2 separate regions of the Homo sapiens genome follow, and region 1 is linked to region 2. A link is a contact called in ENCODE Hi-C or POLR2A ChIA-PET data. All regions are on one chromosome and are shown on one strand. The core of a region is the stretch at or near the end of the contact, and the rest is flanking DNA. Distances in the headings are between cores, read along the strand shown.

Region 1 (3,207 bases), core at 407-2,906, 2.6 Mb after region 2:
AAGAGTAATGGAAAAGTTGCATACCTTGTGACCTCTGGGATAATGACTGGCAACGGTTTATGTCTACACCTTAGCAGAATTCAGCCTCCTTTATCCGTCTACCCTGGTGGTCTCTTACTAGCTTTACAAAGGCGGTTGGCTTTTGGGGAAGGGTTATTATCATTTAAACTATAAACTAAATGTCTCCCAAAGTTACATTGACAGGCCCAAGCACAGGAATAATTAAGGGCAGCTTGAAGGCTAAAAGCAAGATAGGGGTTGGCTAGATCAGATCTCTCCCACTGCCATAATTTTCTCACTGTTATAATTTTCGCAAAGGCGGGTTCCAAGATAACCCTTAAAGAATGGGGTGGGTTGAGGGAAGGGCCTCTCAGGCCGAGTGAACAGCAAATGCAGAGGCCTGGCCTGAGGAACAACAGGTTCAGCGCGCCAGCGGTTAGGCAGGGGGACACACTAGGACCAGTGACCAGATGCCCAGTCCACATGACCTTGTTTGCCATGTGGCAAAGTAAAACAGAGGTTCCTCTTCAAAAACTTTCCTCCCCGTCTAATTAGGAATAAATAGTAACTTCTCTTAAAAGCAAAATTTATTCAAAGATCTGTGCTAACATTCTTAAATATCTGCTAGCCATAATAAAAAAAAATGTACTTTATGTTCTTAGCTCCCACAATTTAGCCTAAATATTTGCCCTGGCATGCTTTTACTAGTCCAAGCAAGCATTAGGTCATAGCCTGTTCCTCTTCCTTATTTAAAAGTGTTTTCATCTTTCTCAGCATTCCACAAGTTACTTCCTCCTTCCTTTGTTCTCCTCTACCTTTGCCTCTTTTAAAAAGTTCTAAGTTGCTAGCCAATCGGGACAAATACAAAATGTGAGGTCCGGTCCAGCCAATAAAAACCAGCCACAGCAGTAAGGTAAACACGTCAGGTTATAAATGACCCTGTCTCCTTTTGTTCAGTGTACTCTCCTGGCAAAACTGCTGGCGAGTGTACCCTTTCTGCAGAAAGTAAAAATGGCCTTATTCAGTAAGTTAAATTTATGTTGCTATTTCTTTACGACACCGGAAAACAAACATTTCAAACACCATGCTGAGAACTCAGTCCTTGTTTTGGGGAGGGATGCACTTGGAAGATTCGAGCTAAGGTACAATCCTCCCTAGGTATCCGCGGGTCATTGTTTTCAGGACCCCCACAGATACCAACATCCGCCATGCTCAAGCCCCTTACATTATGTGGGGGTGCACGGTGGGTCCTTCCCATCCGCAGGTTCGGCATCCGTGGATGGGGAGTGGATACAGAGGGCGGACTATACAGCTTGAAAGGCTTCCCTGGAAGCAATATGTAGAGTGGATTGTGGAGGAGCAAGAACAGAAGCGGGGAGGCTTGTCCAGAGCATACAGGGGAAGGATGTACGGCCAAGGGAGGAATCCCAGACGACCGCGATACGTGACATATTTATGTTTGCACGAAAATAAAGTTTGGAAGAAAAGTGTTGGGGGAACAAGGGATTCATTTTCCCGGGGTAGTTGGAATGCAATGGGACGCCTCAGGCCGCTGGGACAGGCTGGCCTCCGCGCGGGGGCGCCCGAGCAGCCGAGCCGCCGGGCCTTCCGGCTGCCCCGCCGGAAGTGCTCTCCTGACCCGCCGCTGTGCAGCGCAGCGCACCGCGGGAAGATGGCGTTGGAGGTCGGCGATATGGAAGATGGGCAGCTTTCCGACTCGGATTCCGACATGACGGTCGCACCCAGCGACAGGCCGCTGCAATTGCCAGTGAGTGTGAAAGGAGGGTGGGTGATCGTGGCTGGGCGCGCGGAGCCTGGGCCCCGGGGAGCGCGCAGGCAGCGGTGAGGGTGAGGGGTGGGAGCTAGGAGCCCGGGCCAGAGCGAGGAGCCCAGGCTGTCGGGTCAGTGGCCGCAGAAGGGGCGAGCAGACGTCCCCCAGGCGGGCTCACGGAGCCCGGGCTGCGGGGGCCGAGGGGCGAGGGGCGACGGCGGCAGCGGCAGCGGCTGGCCGTGCGAACCCCGAACTGGCTGCTCCCTGCGAGGCGGGGCGCGCGAGCCCTGGCGCCTCCTGGAGGCCGGCTTGCGGCGGCCTCTTAGACGTCTCACCTCCGCCTACCGCTCTTTCTTTTCTAAACTTGGGGCTTCCCCACTCCATCGCCGCTAGGTAACCATAAAGGGGCAGATTTTGCCAAATATGTAGCATCTAGGGACATCAGCCTGAAACAGCCTGTGATGCTCATTTTCTCCCTGAGCCGAAGGGAGACTGAGGCCCAGGAATGAAGTTTATCGCTCACTCAAAGATCTGGTTTTCCATGTTTCCACCGAACCTAGCTTTGTCATGCGGTACCATGGCACTAGGCTTTTGCATTAGCCTCTCTGATTTTGTTTGTTGTTTTGAGGTGGTCTCACGCTGTTGCCCAGGCTGGAGTGCAGTGGCGCGATCTCGGCTCACTGCAACCTCCGCCTCCCGGGTTCAAGCGATTCTCCTGCCTCAGCCTCCCGAGTAGCTGGGATTACATGCGCCCGCTGCCACGCCCGGTTAATTTTTGTATTTTTGGTAGACGCGGGGTTTCACCATGTTGCCCAGGCTGGTCTCGAACTCCTGACCTCAAGTGATCGGCCTGCCTCGGCCTCCAAAAGTGCTGAGATTACAGGTGTGAACCACGGCGCCCGGCCACATCCAGCTAATTTTGTATTTTTAGTTGAGACGAGATTTCTCCATGTTGGTCAGGCTGGTCTCGAACTCCCAACCTCAGGTGATCCGCCCGCCTCGGCCTCCCAAAGTGTTGGGATTACAGGCGTGAGCCACCTCGCCCGGCCTAATTTTTGTATTTTTAGTAGAGACGGGGGTTCTCCATGTTGGCCAGGCTGGTCTTGAACTTCCGACCTCAAGTGATCCACCCGCCTCGGCCTCCCAAAGTGCTGGGACTACAGGCGCGAGCCACCGCGCCCGGCCCAGCTTCCCTGCTTTCTAAACGGGAATTTGTCTTGACTGCCTTGGTAGGTAGCAACCTCTTTGAGAGGGCGTTGGTGCCAGGCTGCCTGTGTTCAGATCCTGGGGCCACCGATGTGTGACCTACAGCAGGTTTATTTAGCCTCACTGCTTTTTGTCTACCTCTGTGGAATTGGCATGATGTACCACTGATAGGGTTATTGCAAGGATTCTGTGGAGCATACAGTGTGCAGTAATGCCTGGTAAGTGTTATC
Region 2 (3,344 bases), core at 817-3,316:
GAAAAGAAATTATAAAATAAGATGTGGAGAAATGAGGCATGAAAAATGTGAGCTATGTGAAAAAGCTTATTAGGAACCGTGAAAATAAAAAAAAAGAACTTAAAAAATCTTCTTAAGTTACAAAAAGGCTGAAATAAGCACAATTAGAGAATTAGTAAATTTTAAGAACTGGTGAATTCCCTCAAAAATGTATCATGAAGAGATGTAAAACAAAGAGCAGTTGAGAGCCAGAGGCACCGCCTTGCAAGTTCTCTGCATCATAGAAAAGTCGGGAACTACCGCCCCCAGAATCCCCTTTCCTCCATGATTTCAGGTTAATATTCACTGGTGAATGGCATTCACATGAAAATGTGGGGTGGAAGGGATGGGTAGGCATTATTCTCCTGAGACATTTGCACCCAGACATACGGACAGACATGAGATTCACATCAGCTTTCCCGGGAGCTCTTGAGGACCACCTGCTTCAGAACTTCAGGCTGAGATTATCAGGGGTGGCTCTTTTGATCTTCACCTCCCCAGTTCTTCACATGTAAGCCCCTAATGGTTATATTAAAACCACTTATACCCAGAGTGCAGAGAGAGCTTCTGTGTTCCTGAGCAAATACTGAATACATGCAGTTTGCATATGATAGTTATTTTATTATTTATTTTATTATATCCTCTCTTAGCCTTTTAAAAGATGAGAAAAAAAAGGCATACAGAATTAGCTGCTCCACATCACAATAAATAATCAGGGATTGATCCCTCAAGCCTATGCTGATCCTGATTAAATAGGAGTGTGTTGGGAAGAATGCTGAAGCTGTATGGGCACAGTGAGAACCAAGGTCATAATCTCCTGGCAATATTACTGACAATGCGTGGGTACAGGGCAGGGAGTGGTCATAAATGTATTTGTCAGTTGCATACTAAAATATCAAGGGAATAATAAAATGACAGCCCTGTTTTGGCCCTCTGTGACCCAGGTCTGTACACTAGAAAGTTACACTTGCATTGGGCAATTGTTTGGCCCTCTGCACAAATCAGGATCAAAACATAGTCTCTCATATGTTAAACATTATAAATTAACTACATCATGTTTCTTCTTTCACATTTTTAGACGTCTCCTAATCATTTTACTGCCCATTTAATACCTATAAACAGTAATCTTTCTAAAGGTTTTTATATTAACATATTCCTTTCTGGGCTTACTCAGACAAAACACCGGCTTTACTAAAAGCCCTTGGTCACTCAGTAAAATGTTATCATTCATCCCATGGTGCTGTGTAACCTTGCAGAGAAGCCTGCCTCATACATAAGATCAATAATAATTGTGATGTACCCTGTATGGGCAAGATTTGGTACTTCCTTTATGAAAGACTGAAAGACAGAAAAAAGAATAGTGTTACTGTTACTGGGCACATTTATTCTCGTTTTACAAGCACTATGCAATTTAATTTGGATTCAACTTCCCTATTCTATAATCTGCACTTCTTTCCGAATGCCAATAGGAAGGAAATGGCAAATCAGAAGAGTCTAGTAAGTGCGCATTTTAAACATAAGGCAGGAATTTTAGATCTACCATGTGTCAGATCTTTGTTCTTGGTTCATCAGGCCACAATTCATGCCAAATCATTTATCTTATTTTTATTTCAAGACTACAATTGATACACTATGAAGTGTAGCAGTTAGAGAAAATGATTAATAGGTCTCTTTAGCTGTTGATAAATGGTTGAGAACATAAAAATGGAACAAAAGAAACAACAACTATAGATTATAGAAATAGTGATCCTGATGTAGAATTGAAGTCTTTCATCTATTTCTGGGAAAGAGGGCAATAATCTAATGAGAATATTTCTCTATTTTCCCACTCTGAACTCCTTATTTACAAGTAGACATATTCTTAATTTGCTTTTTGATAATGTAAATCAGTACTATATTTTAGACTATGTTTTAGAAACTTTAAAAACTTCTTTCTATACGTGTCTAATTTGAGGCTGCCGGGTGATTTGGTTCAGCTAGGATGTGAGTTTTACTCAGTTCTCATTTCAAAAGCAGAACGTTCGGGCCACTATTTGTCAGGTGATTATGCTCTGCTTATGTTCATTCAGGTGGTCACTGAATTGCCTGCAATCTGCACCATTAATCAAGTTGCCTACTTGGTTGTTAAGGGAACTGAAAACCCCCGCTCAGCTATTTTTTCCAATCTGGTGTTTTTCATGGTTTCACCACTTTATCATGTTAGTTACTGAATTTCCCTATTTTGCATTCACTTGTTCACTCACATTAGAAAAATACATCAGTGTATGTATTTTAGTCTGCATAGAAATCTGGCAATGCCTTTTAAGTCGACCCTGATAAAAAGAATACTAAGAAAATTTTCATAGCAAGAGATGTAGCTGGTCTCCAAAAGATAGATTTAATTTACTAGCATGGGAAATAATAACAGAATCATTTTCTATTTACCAATCAAAACTATGTCCATGTATTTCCACTGTCATTATCTACTTTATATTTAGTGGAAATACTTAAGCAAATATTAATAATCAGTATAATATTCCTGAGGACTCTGACTCTGTCTTTAGAGATGAAATTAAGGAGAGAGCTGAGCAATTACCAAATGGGTTTTATCCACAAAGACAAGTCCTAGAAAAGCCTTGCTAAAGCGATGCCTTGCCCTCAATTTAAAAAATCTTTTCTGTAATCCATTTCACCCTGTTTTAAAAAATATTAATTAACTAATCCAACAAATATTTAATGGGCACTGATTTTGCTATAGGCTTTGGGGTATTTAAAAGATGAGAATACCCTCAGGAAGTTCTAGAAATGGGGAGTCCCCATAAGTTCGATCTCATACCCTCTCTTTAACCCCTGTCCACTTAATAAGTTTCAATATGGTGCCCCAGTATATCAGATGAAAAGAATTATAGCATTGAAAGTGTAATAACTATGTGAAAAATGGATGAAATAAGCTATATTAATTATGAAACACATTCATGATGTCTTCAACTAAGTCTAAAAAATGTGTACATTTTTCAAGATAGAAAAATAAATTCACAGTTTATGACTACAAGCTTTAGGAGAGATGGGTCACTATGCCATCCAATATGTATGTATTGTATCACATCCTAAGCTGTTTCTCCCTGTATATTCTAGTGAAGCAGAGAAGCTAAACAGCCATGACAAGTACAAGGACAGGTTATCACATGTGCACATAGGAAGGGCAACTAGCCAGCAACACGTCTATCAGAGATTCTTTATTTCAGCAGGAATGTCCTCTGAATTATCACCTGTTTTTCCTAATAAAGAGACTAGGTCCCTAGAAGGTGACAGTGGCAAGAGATAAACTGTAGGTGTTCATTTACTGA

Evidence for each region. A loop is a pair of places that touch in the nucleus more often than their neighbours do. ChIA-PET counts read pairs that join two places held with the same protein, here RNA polymerase II (POLR2A). Pooled maps may share reads with other maps.
Region 1: a map of OCI-LY7 shows a loop between it and region 2 (7-fold over the local background). The contact joins the promoter of PHAX here to the enhancer-like site in region 2. A Hi-C loop is called at or near these places in 1 of 168 maps with a recorded cell type or tissue (OCI-LY7) and 3 of 50 pooled maps. POLR2A ChIA-PET finds 5 or more read pairs at or near these places in 1 of 52 experiments (B cell).

The regions. Positions count from the first base shown.
Region 1 is chr5:126,599,291-126,602,497 of GRCh38, forward strand. PHAX (phosphorylated adaptor for RNA export) reads left to right here and starts at 1,657. Exons shown (of 5, transcript NM_032177.4): 1 at 1,657-1,768. The coding sequence starts at 1,673. RefSeq lists enhancers at 739-1,588, 1,589-2,436, 2,437-3,207 and silencers at 1,495-1,704, 1,825-2,074.
Region 2 is chr5:124,033,030-124,036,373 of GRCh38, forward strand. No RefSeq gene overlaps it. Among named protein-coding and RNA genes, the nearest start is that of LINC01170, 400 kb to the right of the region's middle. RefSeq lists an enhancer at 2,260-2,309. Within about 2 kb of position 2,067, at least 2 of the 41 ENCODE cell types and tissues checked have a DNase peak (open chromatin) inside an H3K27ac peak, as active enhancers do; they include B cell and OCI-LY7, where a contact is called at or near this core.